3 separate regions of the Homo sapiens genome follow, and all the other regions are linked to region 3. The links are chromatin loops, found by intact Hi-C in ENCODE. Cell type or tissue: A673. All regions are shown on one strand.

The links. Hi-C counts contacts between places; a loop is a spot of excess contacts. Peaks named below come from ENCODE experiments on the same cell type or tissue, not always from the same donor. Only the 100,000 strongest peaks of a DNase experiment are listed, where the experiment ranks them.
Region 1: it touches region 3 in a loop (7-fold over the local background); 47 of 110 quality-filtered maps call a loop at or near these places.
Region 2: it touches region 3 in a loop (2.9-fold over the local background); 4 of 110 quality-filtered maps call a loop at or near these places.

What each region holds. Positions count from the first base shown.
Region 1 is chr11:42,520,637-42,528,636 of GRCh38, forward strand. No RefSeq gene overlaps it. Among named protein-coding and RNA genes, the nearest start is that of LINC02740, 270 kb to the left of the region's middle. RefSeq lists an enhancer at 5,873-6,373. In A673, CTCF peaks have their summits at 4,193 and 4,392; a DNase peak (open chromatin) is centred at 4,165.
Region 2 is chr11:41,608,832-41,616,831 of GRCh38, forward strand. All of the region lies in intron 2 of LINC02741 (long intergenic non-protein coding RNA 2741), which reads right to left. Among named protein-coding and RNA genes, the nearest start is that of LINC02741, 100 kb to the right of the region's middle. In A673, a CTCF peak has its summit at 3,763; no DNase peak of the experiment used is centred here.
Region 3 is chr11:41,457,734-41,465,733 of GRCh38, forward strand. LRRC4C (leucine rich repeat containing 4C) reads right to left here and starts at 1,919. Exons shown (of 7, transcript NM_001258419.2): 1 at 1,698-1,919. In A673, a CTCF peak has its summit at 3,540 (motif pointing right); no DNase peak of the experiment used is centred here; H3K27me3 peaks cover 2,823 bases.

The DNA of each region.
Region 1 (8,000 bases), 1.1 Mb after region 3:
TGGGGTGGGGGGAGGTGGGAGGGTTAGCATTAGAAGATATACCTAGTGCTAAATGACGAGTTAGTGGGTGCAGCACACCAACATGGCACATGTATACATATGTAACAAACCTGCACGTTATGCACATGTACCCTAAAACTTAAAGTATAATAATAATAAAATTAAAAAAATAGCATAGTTTAAATAGGATTTTGGTACTATCTGTGATTTCAAGCCTCCACTTGGAGTCTTAGAATGTATCTCTGTGGATAAGTATGAACTACTGTGTGTGTGAGTGTGTGTGTGTGTGTACATATATATACATATATATGTGTGTGTGTATATATGTATATATGTTGGTATGAATGATGGTGTCTCGTCTCACACAGCTCTGGGGCACTTTGTTTTCCTCCATTCTGTTTTCTCTCTGATCTTCAGAATGCATAATCTCAATTGTCATATCTTCCAGTTCACTGATTCTTTAAACAGCTCAAATGTGCTGTTTAACCCCTCTAGTGATTTTTTTTTTTCTCTTCAATGATTATACTTTTCGCTCCAGAAATTCTATTTGGCTCTTTTTATTGTTTCTATCTATGGATATTCTTTAGTTAGAGAAGCATTTCTTACACTTTCCTTTATATGTTCAGATTGTTTTATCCTTTAACATATTTATAATAGATAATTTAAATTCACTATCGTAAGTAAAACATCTGAATTTCTTCAGGGACAATTTCTATTGTCTGCTTTTTATTTCTGTGTGAATAGGCCACACTTTCCTGTTTCTTCACATATCTATTAAATTTGTTTTTTAAAACTGGTTATTTTGAATAATATTTGAGGCAAGTCTGGAAAATCAGACCTACTCCCCCAAACCATGGTTTTTTATTATTGCTGTTTATTGTTGCTATTGTTGTTGTTGTTATTGTTGCTGCTGCTACTACTACTGTTTGTTTAAGGAATTTGTTTATCCAGTTCTGCAAACTCTATATACTTTGTTATGTTTTATCCCTGACTGGAGTCTCTGCTTGGTTAGCTCAGTGGTTAGCTAATGACTGAACAGAGATGTTCTTAAATATCTTGAATCGGTAAGTCCCCCATCATTTGCTATGGGGCTGTGTGTGTGTGGTAGAGCACAAAGTCAACACTGAATGTTTACTTCCTGCTTGCAGAGACCCTCAAGTTCAGCAAGAGGTGAAAGATTAAGGTCTTCTCAGGTTTTTGCTGCTGTTGTTTTTGCTGTTGTTTTAATCCAGAGGCCTCACAGCTACCAGGAGTTATGTATACAGTCCTGTACATGCACATGCCTTCTAAATTCCAGGAATATGTCAGAGCTTTCCAATGCCTTGTAGAAGCATCTCAATTCCAAGATTTTCCTTTAAAGTTTTTGGTCAGTCTCTTATTTGCCTCAACTGGCATCCCCACCCTACACAGTTGTAATGTTAAACAATTGGCCAATGATCCTCATCAAATGCCCTGGGAAAAGGACTTTTCCCACTGAATGATCTCTGAGTCAGATCAAACAAAGACAAACCTTGTAAGAAGAAGCTTTTCTAGGGAACTGTTGGGTGAGTCAAAGAGTGACAATTCCCTGGGGACAGGTCTTCTTGAGAAACATCCAACCTTTTCTGACCCCTGTAGTAACTATTAGGCATCTGGACTTTTTCGCTGCCATGGTTATAAGCCTGCTAGTTTTCCACACTGCTGGGGACCCGGAGATTAGGAGATTGGAATAGAATAAGTCGAAACACCACATTCTCACCGTTCTCACTAATCTCCAGCCATTTTTCTTAAACAGTCCTCAAATTTTTGCAAGCTTTTGGCTAATTTCCAGAGTTCTGAAAAAGTTTGACTTCAATAATTCTTGCCACTGTTGCTTTTATAAAGGAGTAGATTTTTGAAGGTCTTTACTTTGCCATTCAGGAATTTTTTTCTCCTAAATATTTTTTAACGCACTAGTCTAACCATTCAACTTTTTAAAAAAGATTATGCAAAAGCTTCTTTAATTTCTAGATAAGGTCCCAAAAATGACCTACAAGGTCTTGTGAAATCCATTCTTACCTACCCCTTAGACTTGCTGAGGCTCAGGAAATAACACCCCAAAGTATGGCACCTTGGTACACTGAGAAATTTGAACTGAAAAACATTAGAAGGTCATCAGAAGCAAAGTGTCTTTCTCACCTCCTGCCCTTCTTTTCTGCTGCTTTCCTTCCATTTCTAAGGCAAGCCCTAGAAACTAGAATCCCTCTTCCCCAAAGTGGGTCTTAGAAACCAGAATCCTTCTCCCCCAAAACCAGCCATAAAACCTAGAAATATTGCTCTAATCTTCCCCTGCTTTTCTGTATAAGACCCAGTTTTAAAGAAATGTTTTGAGTTACCTTGTCTGAAAGTAGATTATAAAACCATCATTCCAGAAGGGATCCTGCCCCATAACTGGGCGGAAGAAATGTCACAACAAGACCAAGAATGTTTCAAACAGATAGGCCTTGCTAGGTTTCCCCACTCAGTCTATTATTATTAGATCATTCCCTTTTTGTCCAATCATATTTCTACATGGCTGTACAATCTGGATTAATTAAATATGTTCTACTTTTCTCTTGTTAACTTGTCTTTTGTTATAGGAATACCAGCCATGACCCATAGGATGAAGAAAACAGGTACTACACTCTTTCCACCCCTACACCCTCAAACTCTATTATTCTCCCCCTAGGCCTCCTTCTGATACCTATAATAAGCCATCTTCCTACCGGCCATTTGCACAGTTTATTCTTTCTCTGACTCCCTCTTCCCACCATTCCTCTCATCAGGCCGATTCCTATCAACTCTCAGGTCTCCCTGTAAATGCCATTTCCTACGGGAGGCTTTTCTGACTCACAGGCAAGATTCAGTCTTCATCAAATGCTCTCATGGTACCCTGTGTTTCTCCTTCATAGCCTTTATCGTAACTGTAATGAAATGTAGTTTCTGTAAGTATTTGCTGAATATTAACAATTGTGATGGCAGAGATTTAATCGGGCTCAGAGGAAAATGGCAAATAAATGTTTATTGAAATGAATAAATGAGTGAGTGAATGAATGCAAGAATAGAAGAAATGCAATATGCAAATATCTGGCTACCAAAGTTGTTCTGTCTTGCAGAAAGTCAGTAAAGAGAGAGACGGACATCATTGAAGTACCACAAAAACCCCATACAGATAAAAGTCCCTCGTTTTGTACATGAGCATACCATCTTCAGGTGAGCAAGATTGTTTTGTACCAGCTGCCAATCCAGGCTGCAAATTGCATGAGAAAACTTTATCCATACCCAGGCAAGAGCCCCAGAAATTCTGTAATCATTTGCATTTAATGCAGCCCAGGAGCGTGTTTTTAAAAAGCTCTGTAAATAATTCTAACATGCAGTTAGGTTTGAGAACCACTATAGGTTAAAAAGTATCTTGTCTCAAGTCTGTTTCTGTCAATCCTCAGGAGTCCTTATAGCAAGGAAGTATAATAAGATTTGGGAAAATCTTATTAATGATCATCTTGAAAAATATAAAAGGGTAACTATGTCTTGTGTGTGGCTCTCAATCAAAAACTAAAGCAAAGGTAGTTTTCACATTTGATGTAACAGAAAAAGGTTGTTTCTGAGGAAGAGACAATATGTTTTCTGCTAATAAACTCCAGGGTGGCTTTGTGGCTGTCTTGATTAATCGGTGACGATGAAATAACCAGTGCTCAGGGATACATGAGACAGCAAAGGATTGTAAGTGACAATTTGCTGTTAAAATTCATCAGCCCCTGCAAAGTACCTTGATTAATAAAGTCACTGTGCCTGTCTCCACACTAAGGAGGGGGCCCCTATAGAAGAAAGGGAAAACAAATTTGCAAGGATGGTCTCGCTAAAGAGGTTCAGCACCCGTTTGCATTTAATCTCTCTGCTCTTGCATTAGTCAAGTACCTTCTCCCTCTCAATTGTTCACTAGTGCTGCCATTAATCACAGCCCACTGTAAAGGAAAGTAGGGAGGAGGTAGGGGAGACAGAAGTCTCCTTCTTGGCTTGTAGCTGGGGAGAATGATTGGTAGGCAGGGGACCCAGGAGGGGAACTGCTGGGTTATGACCAACCACAGGAACTTAAAATAGGGTTTGCAGAATTGAGCCTCAGCAGGCCACAGCTGGACGCTCTTCTGCCTGCCACAGCCACTATGAAGGTTCTTGGTGCAACATCGCCATCTACAGCTAACTGTAAGAACTGCTTTGAGGGAGTTGCTGAGCTCGGGAAACTGCCCTGAAATGAGATCAAGGTAACCCCAGAGGTTTTGCACTAGCCAGGGAAGTAGGACAACATTGGTTTTCGTGGCACAGGGCTACCTTCCTTGGTGTTTGGACCTACAGCTTGTTATCCTGCATGATGTTAAGCTAGTGCCAACGTAAGAATATCACGAATAATGGATTCCCATGAGATTTCATGAATGACCCATTTGTCCCTAGAGAAAACAAAACAAAACAAAAACAACAGCTTACCCAAGCTTAGAAGTCTACCCAGTCAGAGAAGTCTGCTGCACTGCATTAGACCTTTCTTTGAAAACGGTCTTTAAGGGTTTCTAAGAGCAGTTTTTTCTAAAATCAGTGATAAAATATTTCTAAACTCAATATAAGGAAAACTGTTTTAATGTCATATGGTTATATTTTTCAAGCACATTTTCCAAGTTGCTTTCTGATACATGAAGAATGAGAACCCAGTATTTGTACAACTCAAAACTCTAATATGTCAGAAATGGAAGGGTCTGTTGGGAGTGTCTATACTTCAATGTTTCTGCAGTGCCCTAGGAGTTTACAAATATGATCTCATTTAATACACACAAAAACCTGTGTATGTGCTGGTATCCCCATTGCATAGATGAGACTAATTCAGAGGAGAGGCCTTAAAGAATATCTAAGCAGATCTCTCAAGGTCCTACAGCCACAAAGTAGCCTCAACCTTTTGTTCTCCCAGTGAACATAACTAACTGCCCTCCCAGTCTCCATGAACCCTACCATTCCTCTATGAGGACAATGGGTTCAGTTCACCAGTAGAGGATATCATCTCAGCTCTGCTAATGTGAGCTGTGTGACTTTGAACAGGTCGCTTGATCTCTCTGAGACTTCTTTTTTTTCATCTGTACATTGACGAGATTGGATGAAAGAAAACAGTTTTGGGATGCCTGAATATAGATTGAAAACAAAGAAATACATTGAAGCTGGAGGTCTCTTAGGTCACAAATTGTAAGTGGCTCAGTTGCTGAATGAAATTCAAGTCAACTGGACTATTCTACTCTTGATGACAGTACGAGGCTGGTCATTAATGGACTTAGCCCCTCACCTGATTCATTTCTCTGCTTTGCTATGGGCAGGAGTCCAATAATTGACAGATTGAAGTGTTTTTACACCCTTGCCTTTAACATGCAGTAGAGGAGAGAGCTTGGGTTTTGAATTTGATATAGTAAAGAGCCTGTCTGCCTTTCTACCTCACTGGCATTCAAAGAATACTACCCCACATGAGTGCACATTGTCAACACATAGCCCATTCCTAAGAAGGTTATGCATCAGGACCAGGATACGAGGAACAACTACTCCCTGGAAACGTTTAAGCAAAGAAAAAAAGTATATTCCAGGAATATTAAATACGATTTTTTTACAGTCTTTTAATAAAGCCACCTTGGAATAGGACATGGTTGACAGCATTTCCCCAGACGGGGTGTTAAATATAGCATTCAAACCAGAAAATTACTCATTGATTTGCCCTGTGAAAAGATAAATGTCTATTCAACTGTGTTCTATCCCAGTGCAGACCTTATTGTTTTTTAGCAAAACAGTCTGAGTGAGTCTCCCTAATGAGGCAACACAGCATGAAAACGCTGCAAGCACATGGCACAGGACAGGACGAGAGCCCTTGCCAACCAAATGCAATACCCCAGAAGGCTGCCCACAGCTCCCGGAAGCAGGGTATGCATGCCAGCTCAACAAGGTGGCCCCACTACTCTAGACAACAAAAGAACAACAGCAGATACACTACCCTGGAGCAAATACACATGATAAATGAAAACTTGGTCTCAGGAGGGAGCAGAGATAAAAGCTTACAATTCACTGCCCCAAGAGCCTCTGAAATCACTACTGTTTTGGCTTTGGCTTAAAGACAGTTTTCATAATGACAGGTGACTGCCATCTGTAAGACCCTGCCAGACCGCATATGCCTAATAATGCTCTCTCATTTTATCCAGTGTTTTACAGCTCACATAGGGATACTGTGTGTCCAAGCTCATTTGATTCTCTTAACAACCCTATTAAACAGGTGGTAGAGGTACCCACTGCCCTGGCTGCATTTTTTTTTTCAGAGAGATGCTGTCAAGTATTATTATATCTTACATCTATTTATTCACTCAACAAGCATATATGGAGAGCCCACTCTGTTCTAGGCACTGGGAGGAGGTGGAGAAGCACAGAGAAGTAAGGGAGAAAGCAGAGGTGGGTCTAATACGGTCTACATGACAATGCTTTCAAGGAACTCCTAAATCTCAGGGGGATGCAGAGGGACTAACAGATAACTCTAACTCAGTATGGACAGAGCAGAGAAGGGGGGCGTTTCACAATTCCTAGGGGAATTGCAGAGGAGTGGTGACTTGACTTATAGGAGTTTCCTGAATTGCAAGAGGACTTATTTAACTTTACAATTCATTCTGATTCTTAAAAAAAAAATCGAAGAGTGATGCAATGATATGCACTTTGGGGTCATAGATCAGCTGACAACATTATGAGATATTTTATTATTGATTATTTTCCTGCGACTAACAACAAAACCACTAGGTAAGACAAGCAAGCTCTTTGCCTTTCTTTTACTGAAGCTCACAACAGTTGAATAGCTTGTTCCAGGTAACAGATCAGGAATTCGAATTTACTAGGAAATTGCTCCATACTGAGTTCTAATCTGCATTCTACTCCAGTGCCTCTCAAATTTAATGACTATACAAACCTCTTAGGGATTTTGCTAAATTACAGATTCGGGTTCAGAAAGCCCAAAGTGGGGGCTGGAATTCAGCATTTCTAACAAGCAGCCAAGTGATACAAATGCCGTTGGTGCATTTGTATCACTTGGCTCACTTTGACTAGCAAGGGTCCAGAGTGATGCCCTGGCCCTAAAAGTGGCTATTATCAAAAAGGGAGTAAAAGTCCGAGTACATGAATTCTAGCAATGGTGAATAGGTTTTGCAGAAATTAGGACAGAAAAAGGAGAAAATTAGGGGAAAACAATCTTGAAATTTAAGGACAGGCCAAAGGTTTTGAAGACCTAATACACCTGAAGGCCCTTAGACAAGGTCCAGCACTGTGGTGCCAAACCTGGAGTTCTCAAATCTCCAAGGTTCCAAGAAATCATCAGTGAGGATCCTTGAACTATTTTATATATTCAAAAAATAGCTATTTGAAATTGAATATTTACATAAACAAGGCCTCTTTTGTTAATGAAAACAAGGACTCATTAACCAGATTTACTACTGCTTTGTCTTTCTATTGTAGGCCTAATACTTATTATTATTATATATATACACATCTTTGATTAATTAAAAATAAGAAAACAAGAAAATAAGAAAACAAATTAGGTATTAATAAATTGCAGTTCAAGTAATCGAGGGAGACTAAAAGAAGGAATCCTTGGTAGGAAAAATGTTGAGAAATAATTCAAACCCCCTATTTTATGAGTTTTTAAAATTTTATTGTTTTGTCTTTGGGCTTTTTGTTGTTGCTGCATTGGTTTTGCATTAGCTTGTACCCATAAATATTAAGTAACTAAGCAAAGGTTTAAAAGTGAGATAATAGAAGAACCAGAAACAGATCCCAAATGTTCTAACTCGAAGCGATTAATAGTTGCCATTTACAAACAACCTATTATGTGCCAAGCACCTGCATTACTTATCACATTAAATCATCAAAAAAAAAAACTAAAAAGAAAGTAATTTTGTATTTATTTTACAGACCAAGAATCTGAGCCCCAGAAACATGCAGTAACCTGCCCA
Region 2 (8,000 bases), 150 kb after region 3:
TGGCTTTTATTATTTTTCAATTGAATTTTTACTTGAATGTTCCCAAAGTCAGAAAGCAAATTGGATTATACAGTAAAAATTATCATGTCCATCCATATCTCCTCCTCATATGCTTTTATTTCTTGTGTATAGTTCCAGATACATTTTATGGAAATACGAACAGCTAAAACTATACAATCTTTTCCTCTTTTTATACAAATAGTGGTATATAAAACACACTATATAACACTTTTATGTTTAACCAGTTTTAAGTGATTTAGAATGTCTCAAAATGTTTGCCTTTACAAATAATGTTGCAATAAATAACTTTGTTACATGTAATTTTGAGCTTATGCAAGTATAGCTCTAGAATAAAATTAGGAAGTCTAATTGTAGAATTAAAATACATGAACAATTATAAATCCAGTAAATATTGCCAGAGTACCCCCTTTTTATTTATTTCAAAAATTTACACTCTCACTAGCAGCGAATGAGAGTGTCTTCAATACTTTGGGTCTCCAAATCCCACAGATAAAATTGGTGAGGTTTTCATTCTCTTCCTGAATGTGTTTCTCAACTTGAAGATAAATGAAAACTCTTCCATGTCCCCAATAAAAACAAAAACATACAACTTCAATAACAAAAGGAAGAATGATTCTTCCTTTTGTTAGGAAAAAAGATATAAAAGAAAGACATAAATAAAGTGGATTCCAGCAGAATTTTATTTCAGTTACAAATCCAGAAGATAATATTTGTTAAGTGTTTTGTTTTGTGAAAATTCTGCTGATGACTAATGTTACCAAAGGTGAAAGTGAGGATGACAAAAATCGATTAATATAGCCAGAAATTCCTTATGTTATGTTTTTTGCATGCCACAACCACAAATGGTTTTCTTTGAGTCACATTTGGTTTCATCTATTTATCCAAAATGTTGAAATATCCACATATTAAAGAGCTACAAAATGAATGTATGTGGCAAGACTTCTTGCATCTAGCAATGGTAAAACAAAAGACTCTTTCTGATTTTGAGAATCCACTTATTATGATCCAAGTAACAATTAGGCAGGAAAAAATTCACAGTGAAATAATTAAGAACAATTATCACATTATTGAGTTTCTAGAGGTATTTCAGTTTCAGCTAATTGATTCCAAACCAGCTGTGAATAAAACGGATGTGCTTGTAACCAACTAAACATTTCCAGTGCTTCCAAGAAGCTAACTCTAGTAGTCTAAAATATCACTTTAGGAATGTACAAAAATAAGAAGAAAGGTAAATTATGAGAGGTTGTTTTGTTGTTGTTGTTGTTTGGTGTTTTTGTTGTTGTTGTAGATGAAGAGGGTAATTCTGACCAGTAATATGCACAATTATCACCTAAGGGCTTGGTTAAAATGGAAATTCTGATTCAGTAATTCTGCAGTGAGGCCTGAAATTCTGCCTTTTAAGGAAACTGCAGGGTGATGTCAATGCTACTGGCTCATGAACCACATACAGGTATAGAGACGAGAAATATGAACCAAGTTGGTAACACTTTAATCCCTATATCAGACATTGAGTGTATTATGGTGTTATAACCTCTTGCTGCATGCATGAAGTTCATGGATAATAAGTTCAACTATAATCTATGCTATTTTCATAAGAAGAACAGAAAAATAAAACAACTTTAACACCTCTCCCTATTATTAGAAAAGCATCAGAGAGAAAATTCACAGCATCTTCCTGTGAAAAGAATAATACTTGTTAGTGATTATATTAGTTTGGTGAGGCTGCCATAAGAAAGTATTATGTTGGTGCAAAAGGAATTGTGTTTTTTGCCATTACTTTTAATAGACTGGGTTGTTAAACAACAGAAGTTTTCCTATAGTTCTGGGCTAGAAGTTCAAAATCAAGTTCTCAGCAGCTTTAATTTTTTCTGAGGCCTTTGAAAAAATAATTTTCTAGGCCTCTCTTTATGGTTTATAGATGCTGTTTTCTTTTGTTGTCTCTTCACATCATCTTTTTTCTATGTATATGTCTGTGTCCAAATTTCACCTTTTTATAAGGACATCAGTCATGTTGATTACTTCTGTAAAGGCCCTATCTCCAAATATGGTCACATTTTCAAGTATTGGGGTTTAGGACTTTAACTTATGAATTTTATTTATTTTATTTTATTTTATTTTTTGAGATGGAGTATTGCTCTGTCGCCCAGGCTGGAGTGCAGTGGCACAATCTCGGCTCACTGCAAGCTCTGCCTTCCGGGTTCACGCCATTCTCCTGCCTCAGCCTCCCGAGTTGCTGGGACTACAGGCGACCACCACCATGCCCAGATAATTGTTGTATTTTTAGTAGAGATGGGGTTTCACCATGTTGGGCAGGCTGGTCTTGAACTCCTGACCTCAGGTGATCCACCCACCTCGGCCTCCCAAAGTGCTGGGATTACAGGCGTGAGCCAATGTGCCCAGCCTAACTTTTGAAATTTGAGGTGAACACAGTTTTGCCTGTAACAGAATTTCCCCCAATTCTGTTTCATTCTGCCCAAATCTCTTACCTGTAAAATGGGAAAAGTATGCTATGGAAACAATGAAATAATTACATTCAGCAGGCATAAACGGCAGAAGAAGGCATCACTCACTCTTCCAGCTGATAAATTACAAGGGTATATATTAATTATATAGAGTAAATGTTGAAATTATCTTCCATTTAGTGGCTAGAAAGATAGTCAGGGACAAATTAAGTACATGAAACTACAAACATCTAGACCTACTTTTGCATCAAACTTCTATTACTCACTAGGTCTGTGACTTTTCACTCATTGTATGAATTCCTTAAGACATGTTCTTATCTGTGAAATGGGATTAAGTAGTTTCTGATAGGTATTTATTATCTTGTGTGATAGATTGTATTATTGTGCTCAATTGTATTAGGGTCTAGTCAGGACAAAAAACACATCAGTAATTTGAACATGAAAATTTTGGTATATCTAACCATAAACTGACATAAGGTGGTTAAATTGAAAAAAAAAAAAAAAACGATAAAAGAGGACTGTAAAGGGCACACACATAGCAAATGCAGGGAGCAGCTGCCACCAAAATGAGAGAGAACAAGGAAGTGACAAACTGCTTAGAAGACTGTCCCCTCAAGGGTGAGATTCAAATGCTTTGGAGAAGGTGTATCTACCTTACCACAGGAGTATGCATCCTGTTGGTCTGATTTGAAGCTTGTATGCAGAGAAACTTGCTGGGGGGTAAGACTGCAGCTAGCCAGTGGACCTCTGATGTGACTGCTACCATGCCTCCTATAGAATGAGCTTCTGACTGCTACCTTGTGGGGTGTGGGGAGCGGGGAGGGATAGCATTAGGAGATATACCTAATGTAAACGATGAGTTAATGGGTGCAGCACACCAACATGGCACATGTATGCATATGTAACAAACCTGCACATTGTGCACATGTACCCTATAACTTAAAGTATAATAAATAAATACATAAATAAATAAAATTTAAAACAGAAACATAAATAAAATAAAATTTAAAAATAAAAATAAAAAAACCCTCACTGGAACCATGATATGCTTGCCAGATAAAGCACAAGACATTCAGCTACACATGAATTAACCAATGAATAATTTTTAGTATGTCTCATACAATATTTGGGGTATATAGTATAACAAAATTATTAATTATTTATCCAAAGTTCAAATTTAACTGGGAATCCTTTATTTTGTTTGCTAAATCCTGCAACTTTAATCAGGAAGGAAAACCTTTGCTCCTGCTCTGGCTTTGCAGTGTCCCTCCAGCACCCTCTATTGACTAAAATTGAGCTGACTAAAGAGAAATGTTTACATGGTCCAGCTCCAGTATCACACGCCAAGGCAATAAAAAGAAGATTTGGGGCTGGGTCAATACATCAATGATTCCCCTCCTCCAACCTTTCCTGTTAGAAAAGTATAACTCACTTCCTCCTTAACAGGTGATTTGCTGTATCCACTCCACCACAGAATAATGAACATTCTCACTCCATTGATTTTGAGTTTGGCCATCTGATATGCATTGATTAATGGTATATGAGCAGATGTAATGTGTGCATCATTAAAGCAAAAGCTTTAAGAAGACTTGTGAATTTCCACAAGTTATTATTGTTTCCTTCTGTCAGGAAAATAGTATATCCCAAATAATAGCTATTTCTTCAGTTTAGATTCCAAAATGAGAAAACTCTTGGGGAAGAGATTTCACAGCTCACTCACAACTGCTAGCAAGTTATGCAAAAGAAAAGAAACGTTTGCTCTGGTAAGCAACTGAGATTTTTCCTGTTTTAAAAACTGCAACAAACTAATACACTTAACATATATAAAGCACTGGTTATAGTTCTTAGCATATCACTTAACTTTGAATTAGATAAACAACATGGCATATAAAAAGTAACATGCATTTTGAAAGAAGAAAGATTTGCATTCTAAATAAAGCTTTATTATATATTAATGTTAATGTAATAATACATCATAAAGAGAGCAGATAACGCAGAAAAAAAGAGAGAGAGCAGATAACCATGGAAGGATAGCAGGCTAGATAATAACACAATCAGATTATTGTAGAAAAATTACTCAAGTTCAGCAAACTTTTTCTCTGAATAGTCAAATAGTAAATATTTTAGGCTTTGTAGGACATATGGTGTCTGTTGCAATGACTAAACTTTGTCTCAGCAGTGCTAAAAGAACCACAGACAATATGGAATGAATAAGGGTGGCTGTGTTCCAATAATTATTTTTTTTCAAAAACAGGAGATGGGCTAACCACAGGTCATAGTTTGCCAGCTACTTTTCTGAAAAAACTATTCCACTCTTACCCCTTGACGTGTAGTTCCCTACTGAAATCCAGAGTAATCTATTTAAAATATAAAACAAATCAAATTTTATTCTGCTTAATAACCTCCTGGGTCTTTCCAACATACTTAGAACAAAATCAAGACCTTGTATCATGACCCCTAAGACCGAATAAATTCTGAGACCTGTTTAATTTTCCTAAGCCATTTTGAATGTTGCTCTCTCTGCAATAAATGACTTATGGTTTCTTGTTCTAGTCATCATTGTGGATGCCATTCTTGGTAGGCCCTGACTGTACTCACACAATTGCAACTTGTCAATTTCCTTCATGCTTCCTAGTGTGCCCCATACCTCCTGTCCTGGGCTTCTTTACTGATGCTGCCATGTGGGAAAACAAGACTCTCACTTGCTGCCAAAACATGCACATTCCAGGTGTGCAGGGGAGTAATATGTTGTGGTTTAAACACTTGATCAATGGGCAATGGTAGCTGGTGGGTAAATTTTCTCACTTCTTCTTGAGACAGTTTATATGATTTCTCAGAGAATTCCTAAAGAGCAAGCCAACAGTCACTCTTACCTGATAAGAGTTAGCTTGATAACATATCCTCATATTGGCTCTAGTGCCTATTAGGTTTCACCCTCCTTGTGCCTACTTCTGCTCTCCGGGTTTTTACTTTACAATAGTGGCACACAATCTTCACAGGGCAGGAGCATCACCATCGTGGACAAGCACCTCATTCTAAAGTTCACCTTAATCAAAAACTGCCTAAATCCAAAGGGCATGAGCCTAATGGCTAAGGTCAGCATAACAATAAACCAGAAATAACATCTTCAACCAGAAACATTCCAAACTCCTCCCTGACCAGAGACATGCTAGCCTCAAGATAATGTCCTTTGCTGGAAAGATGTCAGCCCCAAGATACCTTCCCCTCTGCCCAGAGACATTCCAACCCCATCATAAAACTTCTCCTCCACACAGAAACATTCCAAGCTTGTAATAAGCCTCCTTACCCTGAAACCAATATATACTCCTAGTCTGTAAGAGAAAGCACTCCTGACCAAAAAATATCAGCCAGAAGCCCCTCTCAGGTTTTTAATCTAAAATAAACCTGTCTTTGACTGTCAAGCCACGTTTCGTGTTTCTTTCCTTTTTCTTAACTCTTACAAACGTTTGTCTAGGGCCTGGCATTTGGGAGCACAGACTGAGGTACTACATCTCACTCTTGCTTCTCTAGCCACACCACCCTTTTGTTTTTACTGGAACTTGGAAGCTTGTTCTTATCCTAGGGCCTTTGCACTTACTGTTCTGTCTGCACCCAGGTCTTTGCATGGATGGCTATTTTATGTCATTCAGACCTCAGCTCAAATATCCTCACCTCAGAAAAGCATCCCCTGGTTAAATCCAGACAAATGAAATCTAAACAAACACTCTGCTATTCTATATATATTACCAGGTTTAATTATTTTCATAGCTCTTAGTACTATAAAAATTCTGATTGCTGCATTTAGTTGTTTTGTTATTCTCTCTCTTGCCACTGCCTTTGGTGAACCCCCAGGAGATTGTAAGCTCCATATGAAAGGAACTGTTGTCCACTATGCTTCCTGATGCACCCCTACATCTAGAAGAGTATCTAGACCTAAGAGGCACAGGGTACACATTGTTTAATGTTAATGAATAAATGGGAATTCAAACTAGGGAAGAGGCTGTGATTTGAAAACCTAGTTAACTAGAAGCCACTCTTATTAGTCAGCTGTATAACACATCCTCATGTTGGCTCAATCAGCTTCAGGGAATCATAATCAAAGGAAGAATGTAAAACAGGCAGAAAATTAAGTTAATCTTTGGAAAACAGAATGATTGTTTCTGAGATGGGCACAGGTACAGCTAGATCTACACTGAGTTCCCAAAATGGCCAGATAATATTTGGAATCCTAAAAGAGAGAGAGTTTTTTTTAAAAAGCTTTTAAGGAAATTGGGTCATCAATTGGAGTACCTAATTGGTAATCTGCATGATAAGAACCAATTGTGTTAGCCAATTGTGTTAACCCATTTGTACTGCAGTGAAAATGTGAATACAAGGAGAAAAAGTAGCTACATATGTAAAGTATTAAATCTTTCTGAATCAATTAAATGCATCCTGGTTCACATCTGGACATACTGGATAACTGGTTGTGAAATAAATCCAAGCATCTGATCACTTTCAGAGAAACACTTTTAAGAACTTATACTTTGTAAGTTCATATCCCTCTCACTTTGATGAGGGCTGAGTTATGTTCAGGTATCCACCATGACTTTGAGAAATGAAATTCTAGGAAAATGAGGATAATTAATTGCAACCCAAAGTGGCATAAGGGACTTTTCTTCCAAATCTGCTCCTGGGACCCATGTTTTATCTTAGGTTTAAATGATAGAGGATGATATAGAATGCAGATTGCCTATAACTTTTTTAATTTAACAAAATAAAAATCCAACAAAAATCAAAATCTTTTCATGTTGCCTCATTTTAGAATAGTTTACATTCTAACACTGGAAAATTGTCAGAGAGTCTGCCCCATTATCAATGAGATCATGTCTTTATCCTTTGATTCCTTATGTTCATCAAATTATACTGTTTTATCACATAATTGGCTTTAAGTTTAACATTGTGCCTGATACACAGCAGTCACTCAGTCCATGCTTCTAAAATCAAGAAGTCCTTATGCAGCTTTCGATTTGGTGCACCGTTGCTACTGTCTTAGGCTGTGCTTATTGCTACAACAAAGTTTTATAGACTGAGTAGCTTCTAAAGAACAGAAATTTATTTCTCACAGTTCTAGAGGTAGAAAGCCTAAGATTAAGGCACTGACAGATTTAATGTCTGACGAGGGCTCTATTTCTTTTTTTTTTTTTTTGAGATGGAGTCTTGCTCTGTCACCCAGGCTGGAGTGCAGTGGCATGATCTCGGCTCATTGCAACCTCTGCCTCCTTAGTTCAAGGGATTATCCTGCCTGAGCCTCCTGAGTAGTTGGGATTACAGGTGAGCACCACCACGCCTGGCTAATTTTTGTATTTTTAGTAGAGATGGGGTCTCACCATGTTGGTCAGACTGGTCTGGAACACCTGACCTCATGATCCGCCCACCTTGGCATCACAAAGTGCTGGGAATACAGGCATAAACCACTGTGCCTGGCCAGCTCTATTTCTTACAAATGACATCTTCTTGCTTTGTCCTCACATGGCA
Region 3 (8,000 bases):
AATTATACTGACAGGAGTCTTCCCATGGTAATTTTTACCAAGAGCTCTGCCTGGAGTACCAGGTACAAGGTTGCTCCAGGGGTGGAGGAGGGGCAGCTTCTCACAGTTGTCCTCTTTTACCTACTTCTCTAAAATCATCATGCAAAAAATATTAGATAGATGAAAGGCTAGGATAGCCTAGGGTAATACCAGAGTATAATCTCTTCTTTAAGTTTTTTGTTTGTTTGTTTGTTTGCTTGTTTTCTTTTTGTAACTCCTTTTTTTAAAAACAAATATATATATATAATCAACGTTTTGAGTATGATGCCTGACATCTCTCAACTTGGGTGCTCTCATAAATCTTTGACCCAGGCAACGTAGCCTCTGAATAAATCTATTATGTTACAATTTGCATCTTCTTTCTATACATAGACATCAACAGCTGGAGAGAATCACTTAGGTATGCTCTTCTCTACCTAGTTAACACACCTGTCATCTCTTCCATGAACGTGTCCACAGTAACAGTTCAAGTTGGCTAACAGTCCATGAACTAACACTATTCTCTTAAGGATAAACCATCCACATGCACTGGCAGATGAAGAGTAAGATTCTGTTGCCTTCATGTGAGGTCTCAGCATTTTAGAAACCTATTTACAAGTGATTCTTACTCCTGGGGTGAAGCTAATTGATGCCAATGCAGAGATAAAAATACTAAAAGACACAGGAACACAGACGTTATCACAATGAAATGATATTTTGCTTTAATTAAATAACTTTGGGATTGAAACAGGTAAAATATTGTCTGCGTTTCACTTTGAAGGAAAAGCGTGGTGGGGGGGAGGGGGGCGGGTGAAGAAAGGCACAGTTAACTACCAGGAAACTAAAGAGACTGAGTTAGGCAAGATGTTTGACTAAAGTCACCTGAATTCCTCATGCCACTTGCTTTTACAGCCAAGAATAGACAATTAAGAGCAATTTTCAAGCACATTCCCTTCTCGGGGGACCATGTAGGGTAAGAGGATGTTCCAAAATGAGCGACACTAGTCTTAATCAGGGGACACTGCATTCCAAAAGGTTAATGAGATGCAATAGCGAGAGAATCAGTGCAAAAAGAGAGAGGTTCAAAATACTAAACAATTTCCACTTTGTTCTCATTTGCTCCAATTAAGAGCTGGTGAAGCAGCTTTTCTGTATTCCACGCATTCGCTACTCTCTAGAGCAGATATAACTATTCAAGAAGAAAAAAATAGAGCTATGGGGAGGGGGAAGTCTACTATTAAGTTATCGTGAAAGTCCGGATTACATCCCCACCTCCCCAGCCCCCAGTCTCTGAGCAGATACACTTTGCCTCTAACTCAGAGCCTCTGCCAGTCGCTTTTCTGATTAATGTTTTTCCTCAAATTTAGAGAGTATTGCAAGGCAGGAGAAAGGCGGAATTATTTTTTTCCATATTTCATATATTCAGAATTCCCTGTGAAAATGTTAGATAAACAAGAGAGGTACAAAAATGGTAAGAGGAATGGGGGGATGGTTATACAAATGGAAATAACCTCCTTGGCATAAAAAATAGCCCCAAAATGCCACACACTGAGTTCTTCTGAGCATTCCAATCTCTAAAAATGAGCATATAAACTGCATATACATTTCCGAAAACAAGCAGGAAAACACAAACATTGCAAGACAACAAGAACTGAGATCTGAGGAGTCCCGTGACTTACCTTCTTTATGGATCCTCAAAGTTCACCAAGGAAAATTTACAATCCTCTAGCTTGCCGTGCACTACTCTATTTTCTTTTCTTCTTTTTATTTTTTTTTAAGTCATATCGGAGAAAAATAATCAGTTTTCAAAGGTTCCATGTATCTGATCTTCCAGCACCAGCAAAAACGTGTCCAAGAGACTCCGCCAAAAAGTAAGCCAAAAACTCATCAAAGGCAAAAGCAGAAGGGGGAGTAGGGAAGCAAGGAGGTGGCGAAAGGCGGGGGGTGGGGGCTACAGACAGTGAGCCCAAGTGCCTAGAGAATATTGTCACGTTGTTGAAATCTCCTACTGTACGAAATACCTGCTTTGGTTGTCACACTAACACATACACACACACGGACACTCACACATTCTCTTTCATGCAAAGCAGGCACCCACACTCACAAACACACACAAACACACGCACTCACACAAACCAGTGTAATGAAAACTGTCAGTAGTAACCTCCAAGAGCTGCTGTGTGCTGCAGATGGTACGGCTCGCTGTTACCTTCCCAGATCTGTGAAGGATCAAATGAACATCCAAAATCAGGGGGGCCCCAGGACTAGGTAGATTCCGGATCCCTCTCCCCCAGGCAGATGCATCAAGCCAGTAGCAGGTCAATCAGCAGAGGTGTCTGCTTGCAGGGTGCCCCGGATTATGGCAAGGTTATTAATCTCGAAGTGCTGCATCCCCCCACCCCCAACATTCGGCAGCCTGCATTGAGATGATTGCCAGAGCTGTGTCTGTCCCTGTTCTACTGCATTTGCTCAGCCCTCTGATGCTGCAAGTGAGACACGGTGGAGGCAAGAATACTAATAAGGTGGTTAGCTACAGTTTCTTCAAGGCAGTCGGCATGCAGTACAGTAAATGTGTACTTCCCAGTGCTCCGTGTGTGAGCCTGCGTGTCTGCAGGGAGGGCAGTGAATCCATCTCCGGCCAGAAGACGAAATGTTTTGTATCCTGCCTGGGAGAACTATATCATCATCGGAATCATCACTGTCCTGCAACGGCGTTGTCTGTGACAGTATTTTGCTTGGGATAAAGAAGGGGGGTTAATGGTTTAGAAGCCTAGAACTGGCATTTAAAAGAGAAAAAAAAAAAATGTCTGGGGAGACAAATTAGCTTTATAAATAGGATCCAAGGAGACCGAGGAAAATTTTAACATGCTGCTTCCCTGGCTGTTAAATGGAAATACAAAGCAATTTCAAAAACCAGCTCCAGACTATAAAGCTTGGAGCTGGCAACAAGTATCTGAATTTGACTGATGGGACTATAGATAAATGGATTCCTGGTAATATAAAAAGTTTGCTCATGCATTCTGCTTCACAGCCATGGATCCGATGTATATAGCAATTTAGGTACAGTTCATTCATTTTTAAACATGAATTTAGACTTGACACCTGCACAGTTTTACTTTAATGTACACTTTTAAATCACATAGCTATGAAATTGTAGAGAACATCTGTGTGGGACAGTGTCACTAGAGGGATTGGTTGACAATTGTCCATCGTAAGCATTATAATATATAACATTTTTGCCTGAAACGAGCTTAAAGTTTTCAGAAAAAAAGTATACATCTCTTTTAGTACCAAGCAATGAAATTAAAATACATGTGTAATATGCTAAATAAGTTATCAGCCTCTAGAGGGCTAAATTTTCTGCTTCTATGATTCAGTTTCATATTAAAATACCTTTTCATTAGTTCAGAACACTCACTATATTCTTTAAGTTGAATTAAATTGCTATTATCTGGAAAAGTATTGGACAGTTGGAGAAGGTAGATAAAGGTGAGTTATAGTGCAGTGTAATACCAGGTATTGCCAGCAGATGTCACAAAAGAAAACACAGGTAAAATAATTCTTCCAAGAACGGCAAGAATTTAATCTTATTTAGTAAACACAGATCTTAATAAAATTGATGGGACTAATATGAAAAAATTGAATTTTTACAAAATTTTAAGGTGCAAAGAAGAACTTAGAGAATAACTTACATTTTATATTTTTCCAAATATCCCTCTCAAATCACCATTTTTCATAACTCTGGTAGATTTTCTATGATTAATATTGGAAAAAACACTGTGCCACTAACTAAGATTAGACTTGCATATAATACTATTTCTATTAGTGATTTTATTTTGTTCTATAAAGTATAGCATCAACATATTGTATGTAATATAGCAGCTACTAGATTAAACTACAAAACAGTTTGTAAATTGGATGAATACAATTAGTCTATAAAAATTAGTTTGAAAGAATTATTCATGTTTAGGAGTCAAACATTAAAAAAGGCAACACATATGTAGAATGTACAAAGACTCTTGACTGGTCTTTATCAATTCTATTTATGTTAATGTGTGAAATGTTTAAAAGACTCTAGCATGTCATCTTAGCCTTCAGTTACTTAAATATAACTAATGGGTACATACCACCTCGCAGCACTAATTGGCAAAATTGTCAGTAAAATGTAGTGTTAAAAACTGGCCTTTGGAATTTAGATAGATCTAGGTTCAAATTTTAATTTTTCCTTATATAGGGTGATTAGTCTCTACAAGTCATACATCTTTGTCTTTTATTGGGGTGGGGGTGCACTTTGTCTCTCTCTCTTTTTTTTTATATTTTTAATTTTAAAAAAATGTCTTTGAAATCAGGTTGCTATGTCACTTGAAAGCAGGACACTAATATGTACCCAGTAGGATTATTGTTAAGACTGGAATGAATTAATATTTATTATGTGCTTACCATATCTCCTGACACATAGTAAGTGATCTATCAGTGCTACAAATGTCTTATAAATAAAGTAGATACTTGATTTGTACTATGTGTCTGGCTTTGTGGACCACCAAGTTAAAGAAGATAAATGATTTAATCAATCCTTTCGGTGTTGAAGATGTGTTTTTAAATTTATTTTTACAAAGAGTTGGTTTGATCTTGTTTTTGTAAACCTATAGTTATGTAACATTTGCCACTTTTTAAAAGTTTATTATATGCATCCCAGTCAGCCCTCTGTATCCATGGTCCCACATTCATAAAATATTTTTTAAAAATAACGATGCAATAATAAAAAGAATACAAATTTTAAAAAGCAATATAACAAGTATTTACATAGTATTTACATTGTATTAGGCATTATAAGTTATGTAGAGATGATTTATGAAGGATGTGCATAAGTTATATGCAAATACTACACCATTTGATATAAGGTATTTGAGCAATCATGGATTTTGATACACAGAGGGGTCCTGGAACCAATTCCCCATGAATACCTAGGAATGACTGTATATGCATTCTTGCTTTATATATGTGTCCTAAGACTCAACAGGAAAGGGAAATCACTTTCTTGATTGTATGATATCTTGACTCAAACAGGATATTTGGAAGGAAGTTTAATAGCAAACACTCCTTCCTCACCAAGACTTACTTTGAAGCCAATAGTGTCACCAAACACTAAGGTATTGGTATTTAAAAAAGACCTCTGTGCTTATTTTATGTCCCCCCAAATTTATATGTTGAAGCCCTAATCCCTAATGCTATGATATTTGGAAGTGGGGTGATGAGATTCAAGAAAAACTATTCCAAAATATGTCACTTCGACATTTAAGAAAATGACAGAAGCAGAAAGGTCACTCTCGCTTTCCTCTTCCCTTCTCCCCTGAAACTGGCCATAAAATCTAGCTAGTCTTACTAAAGTAAGGTCATAAAACCTTTGTTTCAGCAGGGCCCTCCCCATACGCTGAAAAAAGAGAAATTCTTGTCCTTGCAAACACAGAGATGCCAAGAAGAATCTGAACAAATGGGCCTCACTAAGTTCTCTCCAATTTATTACCTTTAAATCTTACCATTTTCTCTAATTGTTCTTCTATATGACTGTATACCATTCATCAAATATAAGCATAAATATACATAAATTTCCGTCTATTTGGGTCTTCATTTCTGAAGGATCCCATGTCACCTGAAACGTATTAAATACATTTGTATGTTTTCATCTTGTTAATCTTTTATTTGATATAAGGACCTCAGCCATAAACTTTGTGATGAGGGGGGAAAAGATACTACTTTTTCTTTCCTACAAGGGCCTTTGGGAGTTAATTAGGTCATGAGGGTGGAGCCCTCTTAAGTAGGATTAGTGCCCTCTTAATAAGAGATGTGAGAGAGAAAATCTCTCTCTTTGCCATGTTAGAATGCAACAAGAAGGTGTCAATTCATAAACCAGGAAGAGAACCTGGTTTTTCATTTGGCCTCTTGTTTATACCATGGTTTATTTATAAGTGTGTTATTTAATTTCCAAATATTTGGGAATTTTCCATTTATCTTTCTGTTATGGATTTCTCATATTAATTCCATTGTGATCAGAGATCACTCTTTGTATGAATTGATTTCTGTTAAATTTATTAAGATTTGCCTTGTGACCCAAAATATGGCATAACTTGGTAAATGTTCCTTGTGGTCTTAAATATAATGTATGTTCCGCTGTGGTTAAGTGAAGCAGTCTATAAATGTCAATTACAACAAGTTGGTGGGTAATGTGGTTTAGTGTCTCTATACTCTTAAATGATTTTCTATCACTATATTATCAAAATCCTTCACTGTAATTGTAGATTTATCAGTTTTACCTGGTTTTGAAGCTCTGTTACTAGACACATATATGTTGAGGATTAAATACTCATTATGAAATCATTATGAAATGACCTTCTTTTTCACCAGTAATTTTTTTAACAAAATTTACTTTATCTGGCATTGATTCAGCCACATCAATTTTTTTTGGATTACTAGTAGCAGCCTATCTCTTTTTGCATCTTTTTACTTTCAACCTATGTGCACCTTTATTTAAAGTTTCTTTTGATCAATGTATAGTTATGTCTTACTTTTTTACACAATATTACAATACCTGATAATTAGGAATGATTAGATCATTTGAGTTTGTTGTAATTACTGATAAAGCTGGATTGAAATCTGCTGTCCAGCCACTTCTGCTTATGTGTTTGACCTACCCTTTGTTTACTTCTTTTTCTACTTTTGTTAGGATTGAATATTTTTAAAATGTCATTTCATCTCATTCATTGGTTTATTTGGTGGTTTCCTTCCTTCCTTCCTTCTTTTTTTTTTTTTTTTTTTTTTTTTTTTTGACATACTCCCAGGCTGGAGTGCAGTGGCATTATCTCAGCTCACGGCAACCTTTTACCTCCTGAGTTCAAGTAATTCTTGTGCCTCAGCCACCCAAGTAGCTGAAATTACAGGCCATCAAACCCGGCTAATTTTTGTATTTTTAGTAGAGACAGGGTTTTACCATGTTGGCCAAGCTGGTCTCGAACGCTTGACCTCAAGTGATCCACCCGCCTCGGCCTCCCAAAGTGCTGGGATTACAGGAGTGAGTCACCGCATCAGGCCTATTCTTTTCTTTCTTTAGGGGGGAAGGTTGCTGTAGGATTTACAGTATATACCTTTAAGTTATAGCCTACCTTCCAGTAATATAATACCATTTCATGTAGAATGTAAGTATGCAACAATATTTATCAAGTTCCCCTCTTCCAGACTTTGTGTATTATTGTCATATGTCTTACTTCCACATTTGTTATGAACCCAATAGTATATTGATATTATTTTTCTTTAGTCGTATGCCTTACTTCCACATTTGTTATGAACCCAATAATATATTGATATTATTTCTCTTTAGTCAATTGACCTTTTAAGATGACTTAAAAATAAGAAAAAGAATTGATATTTACTGACATATCATTATTACAATTCCCTATGTTCTTCATTCATAGCTATACATATAGATTCCATCTGTTATCATGTTTCTTCTAGCTGAAGGACCTCCTTTAACATACTTTGGAACTGCTGGTGATGAATTTTTTCAGCTTTTGTGTGTCTGAAAAAGTTTTGGTCCATTGTCTTCTTGCTTCCATTATTAAAAAAAAAAAAAAGGCTGGGTGCAGCGTAATCCCAACACTTTGGGATCCTGAGGCAGGTGGATCACGAGGTCAGGAGTTTGAGACTAGCTTGGCAAACATGGTGAAACTCCGACTCTATCTGCTACTGTTCCTCTGTACATAATGGTTCTTTTTACACTGAGGATGTTTTGATTTTTTTTCTTTTTCTCTGCATTTTTTAAGTAATTTAATGATGCTTTCTGCAGGTTTATATTACTTAGATTTTAATGAGCTTCCTGAATCTTTGAGTTTATAATTTCTATCAACATTTAAAAAAATTTAGACATTATTTCTTCATATCATTTACCTGTCCCTATTCCGTGTTTTTGATGACTGCAATTTACATGCATA